Regions from separate parts of the Homo sapiens genome. Here regions 1 and 2 are each linked to region 3. The links are chromatin loops, found by intact Hi-C in ENCODE. Cell type or tissue: gastrocnemius medialis. All regions are shown on one strand. Each heading gives the region's core, and the rest is flanking DNA. Links, peaks and the distances in the headings are about the cores only.

Region 1 (6,069 bases), core at 622-5,621, 610 kb before region 3:
AAGGGCAGAAGTGGGGGGACCTGTTTCCAAAGCACTAAGGCTGGTGGCCAGAGCCCTGCCGGCTGCATCAAGTCAGGAGAGTGTGCTCCTGGAAGCATGGGCAAGCGGGGGAGACTCAACCTTAGTTCTGAGTCCAGAAATAAAATGGCCCTCTATTACACAGTTATCTTTGACTCCTCAAGCCCCTCTTGCTTTCACATTGAGTCACTAAATGCTGTCCTTTTTCTGATAGTCTCTACATTTTATTCCTTTGCTTTCAATTTGGTGAGAAAGGTATACATACAGAAGTGTATACAAAAACTGTGCAAAGAAGTTAGAGAATAATTGTATCATGAACCAGCACCCAGGTAAAGATATAAACACAGCCAGCATCCCAGAGGCTGTGCCCCAGCCTGACCATGACCGTTCCTTCTCCCTACAGGTCCTAGTGCAGTTTTGTGATGTGATACAGCCTTGCATTTCTTTATTGCTTTGCACCATTGGGGTTTTAATTGGGATTGCATGGATCTTATAAATCACATGGAGAAAGTGGACTTCTTTTAATGTTAATCCATGGACGCGGTATATCTCTCTAGTTACAATGTCCCCTTTGTCTCACAATCAGGGTTTCTGATTTTCTCCATAGAGATCTTGTACTTTTAAAAAAATTGTTTTCTTGGCTAGGTGCGGTGGCTCGTGCCTGTAATCCCAGCACTTTGGGAGGCCAAGGCAGGCAGATTACTTGAGGTCAGGAGTTTGAGACCAGCCTGGCCAACATGGTGAAATCCTGTCTCTACAAAAATACAAAAATTGGCTGGGCGTCATGGCGGGCGCCTGTAATCCCAGCTACTTGGGAGGCCGAGGCAGGAGAATTACTTGAACCCAGGAGGCAGAGGTTGCAGTGAGCCCAGATCGTGCCATTGCACTCCAGCCTGGGTGACAGAGCAAGACTGTTTCAAAAAAGAAAAAAAAATTGTTTTATTTTATTTCTTTCCTGAGATCTCTGTATGTACTTGTTTTATTAAGAGGTCTGTGATATTATTATAAATTTTTTTTTTTCTTTTTTGAGACACAGTCTCGCCCTGTCGCCCAGGCTGGAGTGCAGTGGCACAATCTCGGCTCACTGCAACTTCCGTCTCCTGGGTTCAAGCGATTCTCCTGCCTCAGCCTCCTGAGTAGCTAGGGCTACAGGTGTGTGCCACCACGCCCGGCTAACTTTTTTTGTATTTTTTAGTAGAGACAGGGTTTCACCGTGTTAGCCAGGATGGTCTTGATCTCCTGACCTCATGATCTGCCCACCTCGGCCTCCCAAAGTGCTGGGAGTGTGAGCCACCGCACCCAGCCTATAAATGATTTTTCTTGCTGGATGTTTTAACTGTTACAGCTGGAATTTTAAAATGCAGCTGAGAGTGCCTATAGTCCCAGGTACTCAGAAGGCTGAGGTGGGAGTATTGCTTGGGCCCAGGAGGCTGCATTCCAGCCTGGGCAACATAGCAAAACCCCATCTCAAAAGATAAATAAAAATTTTTTAAATGAAAATGCAGTGGGTTTGTGTATATTGATTTTTATATCTAGCAAGCTCACTAAACTCTCATGGTAACTTACCTTGTGATTCTTTGGCTTTTATATCATCTCTAAATAATGACAGTTTGTTTTTTTCCTTTCAGATCTTTATATCCTTTTCTTTTTCCTTGCCTTTCTTCCCTGGCCTGGACTTCCCGTACAGTTTGCACCCTACTGGAGGTGGTGACAGTGGGCATCGTTGCCATGTTTCCATTCTCACAGGGAAAGCTATCATTGTTCCTCCACTATCTACGATGTTTGTTATGGGGTTTTACAGCTACCCTTTGTCAGGGCAAGGAAGTCCCTTCCATTCTTAGGTTGCTAAGAGTTTTTCTCATGAGTGGATCTTTAGTTTTCTCTACGAGCCTAGAGAGGATGGTATGTCTTTTCCTTTTTTCCATTAAAGTGATAGATGATGCTGAGTTTTCCAATGCTGACGGACCCTGCGCTCCTGAGAGAAACAGGCTTGACTGTGTTGTATTGTCTTTTTTAGAAGCTGCCAGATTCAGTTTGTTACTCGTGTAGGATTTTTGTGTCTATTTTTCATGAATGAGATTGCCCTGTCCTTTTTCTTTTTCATATTTCCCTTATTAGGTGTTGGTGTCAAGGTTATCATTGCCTCACCGAACCAGTTGGGCAGTCCCCTCTTTTTCTGTGTTCTGAGTTTGTATAAAAGCGGAACTCTTTGTTCCATACATGTATATTAAAACTCACGGAGGATGCCATCTGGGCCTGGAGTTTGCTCTGCAGGAAGGTCGACTCCTGATTAACTTGGTCTTTCATGAACCTCCCATCCTTCCAGACCAGACCACCTCACCGGTGGACCATAGTGGCACCCTAAGGAGCACTGCCCCAGGCCTCCTCCCCAGCCAGTCTTCCTGTTCCCAGCTCTCTCCACCGGTCCCCACTGTCCCCTGATAAAATGTAGATTTACTGTCAGACTCAGGGCCCTCACCTGTGGCCAAACCACTTGCCTATCCTACCCTTCTGCTGTGTCCTGCTGAACTGGAGGCACGCCTGGGCCTCCTGTGCTGGAGCCTCCGCCCACGTGTGGCCCATCCAGACTCCTCCTGCCACTAGGGCCACTTCTTCCGGGAAGCCTGCCCTTCCCTTTAACTGCAGGGCCCTGTCTCCTATAGCTCCCAATTTCCACGTATGATCAAGACCGCTCTGGGGTAGAATTATAATCACTCCCTACCCAAGTGAGTGATCCGAGAGGATGGGTATATGCTTCCAGTTACTTGCTTATTCGGTCAACAAAACATACGAAGCACCAGGCACCATATGGAGCTGGAATACATCAGTAACCAAGACTCACAGCTTCCAGTCTCCAGAGCTCTCCAGTGAGTGGAAATAAGACAGCTTTCACTCGACAGGTGAGCACTGAAAAACGAGTTTTAATCACCCAGAATCCCACTGCTAATGGATGAGAGCATTTCTTCTCTTCTCCGCTTTAAAAAGGCGTATAATTATCTACCTGAGTAAGTACAAGCTACACACTACGCTAATTTACGGATAAGGAAACCGAGGCGTGGGGCACTGAGGCTGAAGCTGGCCCGGCTTAGGAATGCTTGGGGTCTGGATTTTGACTCAGCAGGTTGACTCGGAGCCTCCCTGCCTTCTTGAAAAAATAGAATGTGTGTTGAGCTCTGTCCTCGTTTGGGCCTCGAGTTTCACTTATCTTACTACAGACACCACCTTGGGAACACGAAATGTGCATCTCGCCCCTATCTGGGTGTCACCCTCACCGGCTCCCTTGCTTTCTTTTCGGGCTGTAGGGGCAGAACCCAGCCCGGGAGTTCGGAGCCTGGGCTCTCCCGGCGCTGCCATCAACTCCCTGTGATCCCAGCTCGTCACTAGGCCTCTCTGCGCCTCTTTCCACCTGTGTTAGGCGGGGCTGGGATTCCACCCCTGGCGATGGGCGTCGAGGATCCAGCACAGCCGGGGCGGGGCTAGGCGGGCGCGGGGGACGAGGGGCCCCGGGGAGGAGGGCGGGGCGGGGCACGAGGGCCCTGAGAGCCGGAAGCGCGGGGCGGGGCCTGTGCCGGGTGCACCTCGCGAGCTAGCTGCCGCCCCGCCTGTGTCGCGGTCGTACCCTCCGCCCTCTGCGCCGAGAGCCGCTGCCGCCCGAGACCTTCGAGGGCTCCTCGCCCCTGCTTCCTGGGAGACCCTCTCCGCTGGGAGAGTCGCAGTCACGGAGCCGGGGGACACCTGTACGGGCAGGCGGCCGGCGAAGGCCCGGCCCGAGAGGAAGCGGGCCCCGAACGCCGCAACTGCCTGGGAAGCGGCTTTGCGTGTGCGCGGCGAGAGTAGCGGGGCCATTGCCGGGCGTCTCAGGCGCCCGGGGCACCTCCGCCCTTCTTCCTGCCGCAGCTTCCTCGCGGCACTGGGAAGGGCGGCGGGAACGCAGGCGCTGCGCCGGGCGAAGGCCGCGGCCCTGCTCTCATCCTCAGCAGTTGGGAGGCTGGGGCTGGGCTACACCGACCCGAGCGGGGGCCGGGCGCGGGCCAGGCTCCTCCCTCATCTCCGGCTCCGTGGGCCGCGTGGCTGCCCCTTGGCAGGCTCTGCGGGGTCCCTGTCCCTGCCTGGGTAGTGTGCGCCCTTACCCTCCCGCCCCGCTTCAGGCCCTGCAGTTGAGAACACGGCGCCCTCGCCCCAGCCTGGTCCTCGCTCTAGATCCCGACCCTGACGCAGCCTGGGGAAGCCTACAAAGCCCCTCTCAAAATATTTTTAGATGAATAAAATAACAAGATTAGGAAGGAAGGCTACTATGGTAAATAGTTGGCTGGTCGCGGGGCTCACGCCGGTTTTCCCAACAATTTGGGAGGCCGAGGCGGGAGGATCGCTTGAGCCTAGGAGTTGGAGACCAGCCTGGCCAACATAGTGAGACCGTCTCTACAAAAACTTTTTTTTTTAATTAGCCGGGCGTGGTGGAGCACATCTGAGGGCCCAGCTACTCGGGAGCTGAGGCAGGAGGATCCCTTAAGCCTGGGAAGTCAAGGCTGCAGTGAGCCGAGATGGGTGCCACTTCACTCCAGCCTAGGCGACAGAGTGAGACTTGCAGAAGGAAAGAGAGAAAAGAAATACAGTAACAGTTAATAAAATTCTTAACACACATGTAATAATGTATTTTACTCACACATTAAATAACAAGACTAAAGTTGCAAGTCTAATATTCACCATGATTTTGAAATACCAGTGAGTATAAATGATATTTAGAGATTTCTGCAACAGCTGAAATGTGATATGAATATATCTGGGTTTCTCTTGGTGACAAAGTCACAGGGACAGCTAACACCTACTACTGTGGGAATTTTAATATCAGAGGTGGGTGAAAATGAGATCGCATACATTCCTTCAACCCAAATTCAGAAGCCCCCTGGCTTCTATCCTCTGACCTCCCTTCCCCTCCCCTCTCTCTGTGGATCCCAGGTTAAGAACCCCCACCCATGTGACGGGGTGTGAAGAGCTCAGTGGGAGGGGCAGAGAGGAAGAGCCTCCCTGACCCCGGTGTTTGCCTAAAGAGAAGCACAGAGCCAGTTTTCATACTCTGGGCCTTTGCACATGCTGTTCCCTCTGCTGGGCCTTCCCATCCCCCTGCCCCCTCTGCCACCCCAACCTCCTGTCTCCTTGAAAATACCCTACCCCATGCCACCCCCAGCATGGGGTTTCCTCTCTTCTCTTGCTGTCTAGTATCTTCCCAGCTCCACACAGAGCCTGTGTGTTGATCTCAGGGGTTTGTGTTCAGGCCTGGCCTCCTGCTGGGCTGAGCTAGGCAAGGCCTGGGCTGGGGCTGCTCCATCCCTAGGGCCCATTTCAATACTGGTGCTCAACGCATGTTTATTGGATGGATGGATGGATGGATGGATGGATGGATGGATGGATGGATGGAAAAGGTCATGCCCACCATGTTTTCTAAGCATCTTGCAGTCAGCAGCCGCCTGACTCATCTTTGGGCACCCTCCCCTGGCAACAGCAAAGGCTGTGTCACCAGCCCTTCCGACCAGGCTCCTGAGGGGGGTCTTGCATACCTTCTCACAGGTCGTGTCCTAAGATCCCATTTCACCAGTGGGGAACCTGGCCCTGGGAAAGGTCAAGGCTGGCTCCCTTGGTCTGGGAGCTGGCAAGTGGTGCATGAGGGATTCCATCCAGCCTGCCCTGGCCACACTGCTATCCGGTACATCAGCTCAAAGGGCCTCTGCAGAGGCCAAGGTGATGGGAGAGTTGGCCACATGTGAGAATAAGCCCATGCCCTCTGGAGGGAACTCTACTTTGAGTGATAACACTTCTTAAAATGGTTAAGTCATCATTAAGACAAAAACCAAATACACTTCTGATTTCATTCACCCTGTGCACCCGTGGTCACCCCAGCCAAGGGAGACTTGGTGATGCAGGGGATTGAGAAGCAGCCACTGTCTCGATGCTCCCAGCATGGTGGGGGCACCAGGAGTGTGAGTTGGAGGGGGGAAGGAGAGGGCAGGACCACTGGGGCAGGCTGGGAGGGCTTCACGGAGGAGGTGCTGCTTG
Region 2 (6,069 bases), core at 404-5,403, 570 kb after region 3:
GAAAACACATCCATCACCCACCATGCCTGGCCCATTATTGTGCTTTCCCATCATGCTCTGCATTTGTGGGGGGCCATTAGGGTGGTTAAGTAAGGGACCTGGTCAAGGAGAATGTGGCCCTCATCCCTGTCCCCTGTCCTGTCCCTGTCCCCTGTCCTGTCCCTGTCCCGTGTGTGTGTGTGTGGCTTGGGGAACAGATAGACAAACTTTCATTGTCAGATCTTACGGAAGGAACTTCCTTTCTTCCAGCTGCATCACATCCGGTGCAGTCTCTGGGAGGGGCGGAGGAGTCTCCTTTATTGAATGTGTTTTTCTGTCCTGCAGAGAGGCCACATCAGTGGTGTCAGGGTTGGATTCCCATCCTTGCCCTGCTTCTTACAGCACATGCATCCCTGGCCCGGCCACTTCGCCTCACTCCCTTTGCAGGCCCTTGAGAAGACCAAGCTGGGTCTGAGCTCTGGCTGCCCCGGGCCCTGGGAGAGGCTCAGGGCCTGTCGGAGACTCTGCCTTCCCCAGCCTCAGATGGTCCCCTGTCGGGGAGATGGGGAACTGCTTTCTTTTTTTTAAACCAATGCTTAAAATGGTGGTGAAATAGACATAGAATTGACCATCTCAGCAGTTTTTCAGTAGCATCAAGTACATTCACATTGTTGTGTCCCATGAATGGTACATCCATCTAGAATACCCTAAGGAATACGGGGAGAGGGAACCCCAGGGGGCGAAAGTTGACATGGATTAATTGTGAAAATCCATTTCTTATCAAACAGGATTATTTTGGGTACAAGTGACAGAAACCCCACTTGAAATGGCTTAAGGATAAAATGGAATGCATTAAAGTCCAAGGAGATAAGTCTAGCTTCAGGCATGGCTGGATCCAGGTGTTCAGACACAGTGACAATCACCCCCACCTGACTCTCCCTCTCCCTCTCTCTCTCTCCCTCTTTCTCTCTCTCCCTGACATATCCCCACACTTCTGCTTTTCTCTGTGTTGGCTTCATTTGCTACAAGGAGTTCTCCTTTCGTCCTCCCAAACAGAAACTCTGTCCCCATTAAATAACACCTCCCCATTCCCCACTCCCCCAGCCCCTGGAAGTCTCCATTCTGGTTTCTGTCTATGATTTTGACCACTTTGGGTATCTTGTATAAATGGAGTCTTACAGTATTTATCCTTTTGTGTCTGGCTTATTTCACCTAGCATAGTGTTTTCAAGGTTCACCCACGTTGTAGAACACACCAGAATCTCCTTCCTTTTTAAGGCGGAACCATATTCCACTGTACATATACACCATGTCTTATTTACTCATTCATCTGTCCAGGGACTCTGGCGCTGCTTCCGCTGTCTTTGGGCCTTTCGGCTATTGTGAAAAGCGCGGCTGTGTGCACGGGTGTGCAAATATCTGTTGGAGATGCTGCCTCTCATTTTCTGGGTGTATACCCAGAAGCGGAAGTGCTGGGACCAATGATCATGCTATTTTTAGTTTTTTGAGGAACTGCCATTCTGTGGGAACAGTTTTTAAAAGCCCTTGGTTCCATCAGCAAGGGTTGATAAATCAGGGCAAAAAAAAAAGATGAAGGAAAAAAGAAGAGGCCCTACTTTTGGGGGCTGAGATGGCAGCGGTGACAGGGAAAAGGATGTATTTTGACTAGCAAGCCAAGCAAGCGTCATCCAGGTGCTGGGCAGGGTGGCGGAGGGAGGGGCCGGGAGGAGCGCAGAGCCTCGCGCCCGGATGCCCGGCCAGCTAGCAGCGCGGGCAGCGGCTTTATGTTGATGGCAAATTGTCACTTTGGCGGAATTCAGGAACGCTACTTATGTCATTAGGCGGCAATCTATAATTAACGCACTCAAGGCTGTGTGAAGGGTAGGATTCTTCCAGGGACAGCTAGAGCGATTCCACCTGCATCTTCTGGGAGCGGGGGTAAGTGGGGGTGTTCACTTCAGCCAGCAGCTGACACCTAATTAGTGGCAATTGTATTGTTCTGATGCCTCCTCCACCAGGAAGCCTCAGGACTCCCAGCTGGAAGGGAGGCTGTCTCAGAGGTGGAGACCAGCCAGAACAAAGAGCTGGAGAAGGAGGTCTGAGCCAGGAGAGCCTGGGAACCATGGGGAGTCCAGCTCATCTACAGAGTCATTTTTATTCCTGGCCATGGAGCCCTTGAATGCCAGGGTCAGGGATGGCTCAGTTCAGCCGGGCCCCAAAAGAGTGGACCAGACTTCTCCAGGGGTTAAGCAACTTTTAAAATGTCGACAGGGAGGGGAAAACATTGTGGAGCTTCCTGACCACGGGGCTGCCTGCAGCCCGGTTTCCCAAGCCATGGGCGGGCTTGGCGTCTGACTGTCCCCTCTGGAATGTCTGGGCTGCAGCCGGGGCTTGCTCTAAATGAGAAACAGGCGGGAGGGGCTTAGCGGGCCTGGCAGGTCGTGGCCAGCTCCTCGTGCGGTCTGGGCAGGGCTGCTTGGCACGGGCCGCCGAGGAGGACGCACTGGCTGTGCAGGCGGCCCTCCCACCAGCATGGAAGGCTTGGGGGGCCCTGGGCCAGCCTGTTCAGGCCAGCGCCTGCACGGAGGGAGGGCAGCCATCTCAGGGACTGCGGCAGAGCACCGCCCTGGAGGGCAGATGGAGCTGGTTCTGCTTCTGGCCCGGCCCCTTCTCCTTCTGCAACCTTGGGAACACGGTTCACAGAGCCTCCGTTTGCTCACATTGGAAATGGAAGCAACAACGCCTCCCAAGGTGGTGAGGTGACCGTGTCTCACGGAACAGAGGTGGTACGAGTGGGTGACACTTCATAGACAGCTGATACCTGCAAAGATCTAGGAGGCTGGCCCAATATCCTGGTTTTATAGCTGTGGGAACTGAGGTTCAGAGAAGTTTGGGACTTTACCCATGGTCACACAGCAAGATATAGGCAAAGAGATTCTTCTCTAATCCACGGATTCCCCAAATCAGCACTTTTTGCTAGAGCCCAGCCCACAAGAGTGTTTTCTGGCTCCCTCCCAGCCTGGCTCTGTCCTCTCTTCCTCTTCCCAGCCCAGGCTTGGTCATGGTAATCTACACTTGCCTAGAGCTTCCTGGTTTCCAGCGTGCTTCCCTGTACATTTTCTAATGCCAGGGGATGGAGAGTCTCAGAAGTCCCCAGGAGCTTCCAGATCAGCGTTGGCCCTGAAATCTGGGGTGGCTCAGATCAAACCCCCCTACCCACCGCTCTCCCACCTCCCAAGTGGTGAAATCTAGTTTCAGACTTTCTGCTAGCGGATGTCCGTTACACATTTTGCAAAAGGCCCAGGAAATGGCATTTCTCCTTCTCAGTAATCCTCCCCGTCAGCCCAGGCTGTGTTCTTAGTTCGCTTTACAGATGAAGAGCCCAAAGGGTTCAGTGACCCACCAAAGGTCCCCCAGGTGAAGTGGGGAAGCTGGGATTCAAGCCAGAGCTGCCTGTGGGTGGCGCTGCTGCCTCCGCACAATCAAGGCTGTGGAAGGTGGAGAAAACGCCTGCGGGCCTCCATGTCCGACCCCTCCCAGGGGAAGAGAGCATGAGGACTTGGGTTTAGGTTGCTTATCCGTGTGCGACCTTGGGGATGCGACTCAATCACTTTGAACCTGTTTCTCCATCAGAGGTTGGGGTAATGATACACAGAATACATAGATGTGAAGACAGGAAGGGGGCCGCGGAGGGCACCCCGTGTAAACCCTGAGACGTCTGGTGTCTGGGGAGGTGTGCATGGCCCTGGGCGGGCGGGGCTTCAGGAGGGGTCTCCCAGGCCAGATTCTAGGGGAGCTCGGAAGCTTAGGACAGAAGAGGATTTTATCCTCTTGGTGGCACGAGACTGAGGGTTTTAAGTGGGAGGTGACGTGATCTCTTGGTGCTTTGGAAAGATCAGCCTGTTAGCCAAGTTGGAGACGGTGGCCTGGAGGGTCAATATGGGCGCAGAAAGAGCAGGGAGGGGGAGGGGCAGAGGGAGGGAGGGAGGAGGAGGCAGCAAGGGGCGCCTTTGTCCTCCGCTTCCCCTCTTCCCTTCTCCCTCTCCCTTCCTTCTCTTCCTCCCTCCTTTTCCTCCCCCTCCCCTTTCTTTCCCCTTTCCTTAAAAGATAGAGTCCAGAGTGTCTAAGTCAGTACCCTATTGGAAGTTTGGGGTTCACTTCCATAAAAGAGATGGCGCTGGTTGTGACTAGGGAGGAGGCATCCTCATGGTTAGGACTGGGGCCGAGCAGCTCCTCACCTTCCTGCCATTTCCTCTTCCTGCTTCCCAGAAGCGCCAGTGCCCCAGCCCCTGAAACGTGTCCACTGGACCCCGGGTTGGGCCAGCAGATGACCTTTCAGAGGTCCCCGAGGTCGGCTTATCACAGGACAGTGGAAACTGTCCTTAGGAGTCCCTCACTGTAATGCACGACACCCATACCTCCAATGACTCACCTGCCTCCCAAGCCCACAGGGCTCCTGGCAGCCAGCTGGGCCCCACCTCTCCGTGTGTGGTCCTGTGGGGTCCCAATCCTCCAAGATGATGAAGGTCCCCAAGAAGGGCTGTAGCAGAGATGTGTCAGCCTGCAGGGGTGACCAATTCCCAACTTTCTTTCCTAAAAGAAGGGAAGTGGGGATGCAGATCCCTGATCGTGACGCTGCTCCAGGGACCAATTCTGCTCTAAGCTATAAAAATATCCCAAAGCCCTCTTTCAAGGCGGCATTTGAAATAACATCTTAGGCCACTGCAAGAGTTGCCTTTGTGCACTTGTGCTTGTGCTTGGTAATGAGCACGCCTAGAGTGTGGGTGATGTCTTGGGAGGCAGGAGGGGACCCTCCAGATCAGAGTTGTCCCTGACATTTGGGTGGCCCAGAACAAACTGCATTACCCACCATTCTCTTACCTTCTCAAGTGGTGGGATCCAAGGAGAATGAAAACAGGACTGGAAAAGACATCTGAGAAAACACCAGTTGGAAGAGAGAGGCACATGTTGGAGCAACACCAAGTGGCCCTTTTGTCTTGGTGTGAAGCGGTGGTTTACAGACTGATTGCTTGTATGTGAGCTTCATGCCTTCGGTTGACCTTAGTGCTAGAATTCCATGTATGTTTAAGATGGTGCTCATAAGTGTGTGCTTGTGTGGGCACCTGCACGCCTATGCATATGTGTGTGTGTGTGTATGTGTGTGGTGTGTACGTGTGTGTAGAAGTTAGGGGTGCTTCCTTATTTCCAAAATGCCCTGAAAACAGCACTTGATGAATGGGTTCAGCCAGACTCAGACTTTGGGCCTGGGACGGCCACTGGCCTAAGTCACGGGTGCTGCACCGGCATCCACAGCATACAGACGATGAGCTTACATCAGGAGCAGGGATAGCAGAAGGGGTTAAGAAGCTTCCCCCAGGGTCATTGCCCCTCTGTGTCCAGTGGAAGATCGATAGGCCTTTAAAGTGATTTATAAAAATGGAAGGGGGAGCAATGCCCTTTCCTCAATCAACTCCGGCGAGTCAAATCAGCATCCTCCACTTGTATTGATCATCCCACTTCGTCTAAACGCACATTAGCAGGGGCAGGTCATAAAAACTAATCCTCCTCTTCCGTCAAATGGAAGGCCATCTTCCCAGCTTCCCTGGAGCCGGGTGATGTCATGAGACTTCTTGTTGGGAGAGAGAGATTTGTATTAAATCTGATGAGGCTGTTTGCATAAAAGCTAATTAGGATGGCCGAGTGGAGAGAGGAGCTTTGGTGTCCCAGACACACCTGTAAAGACCCTCTGGGTTAGGCAACGCCCCACAGGAAGCCTTTTTTCCAAGTCTTGACCTACAGCTGACCTAACTGGCCAATTTCTGAGTTTTTAAAGAACAGTGAGCTAGTGTGATCAAGATGACGATGACAACAACAACAACAACAACAACAACAACAACAACAACAACATCTTTCTTCCTACCTGTTTCCCCAGCTTTCCTCTCCTATCTCTCTGATATCTTCCCTCACATGGTCTGCCTGTCATTGTCCTTCCACAGTCATGGTACATTTGAAGCTGAGGGGGCCCTGGGGCTGGGAGGGCTTGGGTTTGCATCCCAGCTGATATGTTTGGCTCTGTGTCCCCACCCAAATC
Region 3 (6,069 bases), core at 659-5,658:
CCCATCGCTCGGCTCTCATTCTCTCTCCTGCCACCGTGATTGGTAAGTTTCCTGAGGCTTCCCTGGCCACGCGGAACTGTGAGTCAATCAAGCCTCTTTCCTTTGTAAATTACCCAGTGTTGGGTATTTCTTCATAGCAGGTGAGAATAAATTAATACAGAGCCTCAAGAAAGACAAAGCAGGTTAAAGAAAGTACAAGCATCTTTGCCCACCAGAGTGACAACCCTAGACATCACCGAGGATGGGCAAGGCACATCCCATATCCTTCTGGCAGGAGTAAGAATTAGCCCCAGCTCTTTGGAAAGCACTTTGGCACTGTCTAGCCAACCTGTGTGTACTGTGTGACCCTGACATTCTCTGTCTTGGTATAGATGTGAGCAAAGTTCATACTCATGTGCGTTGGGACACGCGTATAAGAAGGTCCACAGGGCATTGCTTATAGGAAAAAAAAAAAACAACCCAAAAACTAGGCTGGGCATGGTGGCTCCCACCTGAAATCCCAACACTTTAGGAGGCTGAGGCAGGAGGATCACTTGAGGCCAGAAGTTCAAGATCAGCCTGGGCAACATAGTGAGAACCAATCTTTCTTTAAAAAAAAAAAAAAAAAAAAAGGCCAGGCACGGTGGCTCACATTTTTAATCCCAGGATTTTGGGAGGCCAAGGTGGGTGGATCACCTGAGGTCAGGAGTTCGAGACCAGCCTGACCAACATGGTGAAACCCTGTCTTTACTAAAAATTACCTGGGCGTGGTGGTGGATGCCTGTAATCTCAGCTACTCAGAAGGCTGAGGCAGGGGAATCACTTGAACCCAGGAGGTGGAGGTTGCAGTGAGCCGAGATAGTGCTATTGCACTCCAGCCTGGGTGACAGAGTGAGACTCCATCTCAAAAAAAAAAAAAAAAAATTACAGGTGGTGAGAGCCTGTAGTCCAAGCTACTCAGGAGGCTGAGGCAGGAGGATCACTTGAGTGAGTCTGGGAGGTTAAGGCTGCAGTCAGCCATGACTGAACCATTGCACTCTGGCCTGGGTGACAGAGTCTCAAATGAACAAACAAACAAAACTAGAAACAAATGTCTTCAACAGGAGAAAAGTAAAGGTAATATATGCATGCAATGGATCTAAGATAGCAGTAGTTCTTAGCCAAGGGCAATTCGGCAATGTATGAAAATATTTTTAGTTTTTAAAGTGGGGGACAGGGGTACTACTTCCGTCAAATGGGTGGAGGCCAGGGTTGCTGGTGAATGTCCTACAATGCACACAGTAGCCCCTCACAACCACGCTGAGGTTGAGTAACCTTGCTATATGGCTATGAAAATGAATGAACTACAGCTACATGTACCAACATAATGAGGGCAGAAGCACGCTGCAAATGAACACATGAAGGACCATGCCATGAAAGAGTTCAAAAGCATGCAAAATCAAACACTATTTTTTTTTGAGGTGGAGTCTTGCTCTGTTGTCTAGGCTAGAGTGCAGTGGCATGATCTCTGCTCACTGCAACCTCTGCCTCCCGGGTTCAAGCGATTCTCCTGCCTCAGCCTCCTGAATAGCTAGGATTACAGGCACCTGCCACCACACCTGGCTAATTTTTGTATTTTCACTGGAGATGGGGGTTTTGTCATGTTAGCCAGGCTGGTCTCGAACTCCGGGCCTCAAGTGATCCACCTGCCTTGGCCTCCCAAAGTGCTGGGATTACAGGTGTGAGCCACCGTGCCTGGTCTAAACACTATCTTATAAGGGAGAAATATGGTAAGCTGAAAGCACAGGAATAACCAACACAACACTGAGATTCCCAGATACCCTTGGGTCGGGGAAGGCTGGGACCTGTGACCAGGAGGGGCTGCAGGAGCATCAAAAGCAGAAGTGGTAATACTTTAGTCTGGGTGGTGGGCTCCCAGGCATATGCTTCTCAGTGTTCTTTGTAATATGAACCAGTTCACCATAAGAATAATATTAAGTGCATTGAGGCAATAGCCAGCTCTGCAAAGAACTCCCCTGACTCAGTTTCCCCAGTATGTTGAGCCTCCCTCTTGTCTTGTTCCATCAGGCGATGGTGTGAGGAGATGTCAGCAGCTAAAGGGGCAGGCGGAGAATTTCCATGGCTCTGGCTGGGAAGTCATGGAAAGGGAGGGGTCAGATGCTGACAGCCCCCATCAATCTCTTTATTTCCATCACACTTGGCTCTGGCTCTGGCCTGCCTGGCCTCAAAGCCTTCTCACTGTCTGCTAGTCTCAGTGATCTCCCCTCAAACCTCCTGTTGAGTGCTTTCTAATCACACACAAGTCTGGCCAGATCTCTCCTCTGCTCTAAGCCTTTCTGTGGCTCCCCACTGCCATCAGGTTATACTTGAGGCTTTTTGTCAACATGTGAGGCCCTTTGGGCTTCAGCTGCACCCTTGCCTTGCAACATCAGCGGTTCTAGGCAGCCGTCCTGTGCAGTGCGGACTTCCTGAGCTCCAGAAAGGTGCCTGGCACGATGGTTAACAGTGGGGATGAAGGAACCCATCCTCCCCTAGCCCTCTCACTGCTGCCCCTGGCGGTCCAGCATGTAGGGAAACTGGCAGTCCCAGCTTCATGCGGTTTCCCCACCTATAAATGTGGGAGTTGAGACACATGACCTCGGAACTCTGTGTTCTTGAGGATCCCCATATTCTGGGCTGGCCCCACCCCAAAAGGAAGAAGGTGGCAGCCCAGGGCCATACCCAGAATCCTTTGTAGCCCAGTCTGCCAGGGGCAAGCATGGGGTTTCCTGGACAATCCTTGTTTCACTGGACCTCAGTGTTTGCCTCTGGAAAATGGGTAGAAATATCCTCATGGGAAGATAGTCCTGGTGCAGAGGATGGGAAAGGAAGCGTGGCTCCCCTCCCCAGAGCTTTGCAAGAGCTCTGCCAAGTGCTTAACACTAGCTCTGTCAGGGAGGGCTTGGATGAGAATACTGGGGCTCTGAGAGGACAAGGGACTGGTCTAGGGTCACCCACCCAGACAGTGATAGAGTTGCAGGGAGACTGAGCTAATGACATGCAGTGTTCTATCAGTAGAAATAGCTGGAGAGCTCTGACCACAGGTGCCATCCAGAGGCGTCAGAGCCACTGAGGCTTGGTCACAACATGGAAAAGCCTGAAGCAGGAGGAAGTGGGTGGTGAACATGGGTCCAGGCACCTTGCAGACACTCAGCATCACAGAACCAGAGTCACAGCAGAAGAGACATCGCAGAGCATCCACCCCATTCCTCCTTCTTGAGAAGGGAAACTGAGGTGTGGGAGACAGTAGTCTATGGGGTCAGATACACTCTGGAGCTCAGATGGTCCTGGGTTCAAATCCTGGTTCAGCCACTTGCTAGCCATGTGACCTTGGGCAAGTGACTTAACCTGTGTGAGCCTCAGTTTCTTACTCTGTAAAATGGGAACAGAGGGTTCTTACCGCATCAGTGAGGAGTCAGTGAGACAATCTATGTGGAACTCTAGCACAGTGCTGGGTACCTAGAAAGTGCCCAGTCAACATTGTCCATATTAGTAACACTTAACCACTTTTCAGTGGACCCTGACTTCTTGCTGCTGGTAGCCTTTCAGGATGATACCTCATAGTCTGGCCCAGACCTGGTCAGCCACCATTGCCTCACTGTCCTGAAGAAGATTCAGCTACCACCAAACACTTTGTTGGCCATACCAGAGTCCTTGGGTGTCCACAAGCCTCTGAACACTGCCTGTAAGTTCACGCCCAATGAGCTGAGCTTCTTGGAGGCAAACAACCAGCCAATAAGAACCCATGTTCAATCCTCGAAGGGCTAATGACACCTCCTCATAGGTTTATTATAACCCTCAAAAGAGGACAGGTTAGAATCATTGGCATATACTGAGTCTAGGATAAGCGGCAGGTGGTGTTGGTTATTGTCATTGTCATTGCCATTATTATTAGATATCAGAGCTCCCAGGGAAAGGGTCCAGCTTCCTTCTGAGGCTTACAAAGCCCTCCTCTGCCCAGCTCCATCGCTCAACCTCTTCCCGACTTTCCCCACCCTGCTGTTCCCTTCTGTATACCCCAGCTGCAAGGTGTAATAGTGTCTCTCCACACCCCTCGCCTGCTCACCTCTGGGCCTTTGCTTGTACTGCTTCCTCCACCTGGAGCCTCCTCCCCACTCCACAAGACGACAAACTCCTTCAAGATTCACCTCCTCTAGGAAGCCACTCCCAGTGCCTGAGCATGCTCCCACAATGATGTGTTCTGCCCATTCTCATTTGCAGTACTTACCACAATGCATTGCAATGTGTATATATATATTCCCATTTAAATGTGTTTGTGTATAAATGCATATATACTCATAGATTTCCTCTATGTTCAGTGAGCTAATGAATGAAAGTGACCTTGGGCCAGGCATCTCCCTTCTGGGGCTCTGTTTTTCCTCACCTTCAAAATGAAGCCTCAGACTCAATCTGTCACGTACTGAGAGGTTTGACATTCACTCAGCAAACACCAAATGGTACTGCCTCTGGGGTTGGAGCTCACAGCCCCAACCATAGAGAAGAGTAAGAAAGTCCATTCCCCCTGAAAGTGAGGGGCACACTCTGCTTGTCACCAGCTTGTACCAGTACTCCCCCCACAGGCCCTAGGTTTTGGAGTATTTTGTCTACCATGTATTAGCATCTACCGTGTGTTAGCGTACCGGTTCTCAGCCCCTGCTGGCTCTCACAAATGTGTGTGGCTCTAAATGAACACACACATCCTGGGAGAGTCTTTAAAAAAAGGGGGGTAGAATGTTGGTGGGGCACCTTTATTTTGAAAAGACTCACAGCTACTTTCCCTGGGCACCTACAGTATGACTGTTAGTGCACCATGATTTGGTTTCACTGTTTTCATAACAAAGCAGAGTTGTCATGACCAAGGGGCTTAAGAAGCAAAGTCACTGAGGCAGGAGAATTGGATTGCTTGAGCACAGGAGTTTGAGACCAGCCTGGGAAACACAGTGAGACTCTGTCTCTATGGGGGAAAAAAGAAAAGAAAAGAAAATAGCCAGGCATGGTGGTGCCTGTGGTCCCAGCTACTCAGGAGGCTGAGGTGGGAGGATCTCTTGAGCCCGGAGGTTGAGGCTGCACTGAGCCAAGATCATGCCACTGCACTCCAGCCTGGGAGACAGAGTGAGACCCTGTCTTAGCCAAAAAAAAAAAAAAAAAAAAAAAAAAGGCAAAGTCACGTTGACATTTTGGGATCCTGGTTCTGTTGGGCTGTGAGTACTCCAGGGGGCATGGCACCTACTGCTGGACCCTGCGATATGGGCCCTCCGGGAGGGGGCTCTGGCCTGGGGAGTCCCTTTTCCTTCAGGACGCTGTTTCAGCCCTGGGCCCTCTCACCTCCTCTGGTCCTGTCCTGTTCTGCCCAAGCATTCCCAGCCCTGGTGTGGGGAGCAGAGAGACCCTCCCTCAAACCACCCAGTACCACCACCACTAGCACCTTGTCTTTGTTCTACCCTGAGGATGTGAGCAAAGCTATCAAGACTCCACAGAGGAACTCTTGGTCCTTGGTCCACACAGCCTGTAGATGACGCAAACAAACCCCACCTAGATAGAGGCTTCACTTTCTTCTTGGAAGTTCAGCGGAAGCTGCCAGCTCTGGAGGATCAGGGGGCAGAGATAACAGGCCCCAGGAACCACCAGGAGCCATGCACGAACGGGGAGGGGGTTCTCACAAAGCACAGTGCTGTCTCAGCAACTTCCCTGGTGAGCTGGTGGGTTTTTCCTATGGTGTATCCAACGTTTACGCTTCGATCTCCAGGGAGCAACTCTGTGCACAGGCTTCATTCTGCAGGGAGCCTGCAAGGAGCTCCTTGAAGTTAATATGGCTTCCTGGGGGTTGAGACAGACCTGCAGCTCCCCCAGGCAGAAGCTGAAAGCCCCTCCCTCTCTAAACCCAAACTGAGCTGTGCTGGACCAGCAGAGCAGTGCCTCAGAGGGGAGGATGTCCCCTCCCCTCAGGAGCTGGTTCTCTTGGGCAGGGCCTGGGAGACCCTCAGCATCCCTGGGGTTTAACCTTGGAAGCTGTGCTCAGCCCATCCTCTCCCCACCACCCTCCCCTGACCA

The links. Hi-C counts contacts between places; a loop is a spot of excess contacts. Peaks named below come from ENCODE experiments on the same cell type or tissue, not always from the same donor. Only the 100,000 strongest peaks of a DNase experiment are listed, where the experiment ranks them.
Region 1: a loop joins it to region 3, with 2.8 times the contacts of the local background. A loop is called at or near these places in 4 of 110 quality-filtered maps.
Region 2: it touches region 3 in a loop (6-fold over the local background); 2 of 110 quality-filtered maps call a loop at or near these places.

The regions. Positions count from the first base shown.
Region 1 is chr14:100,212,088-100,218,156 of GRCh38, reverse strand. All of the region lies in intron 1 of YY1-DT (YY1 divergent transcript), which reads left to right. Among named protein-coding and RNA genes, the nearest start is that of YY1-DT, 23 kb to the left of the region's middle. RefSeq lists enhancers at 1-247, 3,187-3,236, 3,914-4,414 and a silencer at 3,457-4,176. In gastrocnemius medialis, for the core only: no CTCF peak of the experiment used is centred there; a DNase peak (open chromatin) is centred at 3,546; H3K4me3 peaks cover 1,396 bases; H3K27ac peaks cover 1,933 bases.
Region 2 is chr14:99,032,425-99,038,493 of GRCh38, reverse strand. All of the region lies in intron 1 of LOC107984696 (a long non-coding RNA gene), which reads left to right. Among named protein-coding and RNA genes, the nearest start is that of BCL11B, 240 kb to the left of the region's middle. RefSeq lists an enhancer at 1-74. In gastrocnemius medialis, for the core only: no CTCF peak of the experiment used is centred there; DNase peaks (open chromatin) are centred at 1,360, 2,353 and 3,013; H3K4me3 peaks cover 542 bases; H3K27ac peaks cover 419 bases.
Region 3 is chr14:99,606,128-99,612,196 of GRCh38, reverse strand. It overlaps a transcript of HHIPL1 not described here. Among named protein-coding and RNA genes, the nearest start is that of CCDC85C, 5.0 kb to the right of the region's middle. RefSeq lists an enhancer at 5,431-5,725. In gastrocnemius medialis, for the core only: CTCF peaks have their summits at 2,371 and 2,570; no DNase peak of the experiment used is centred there.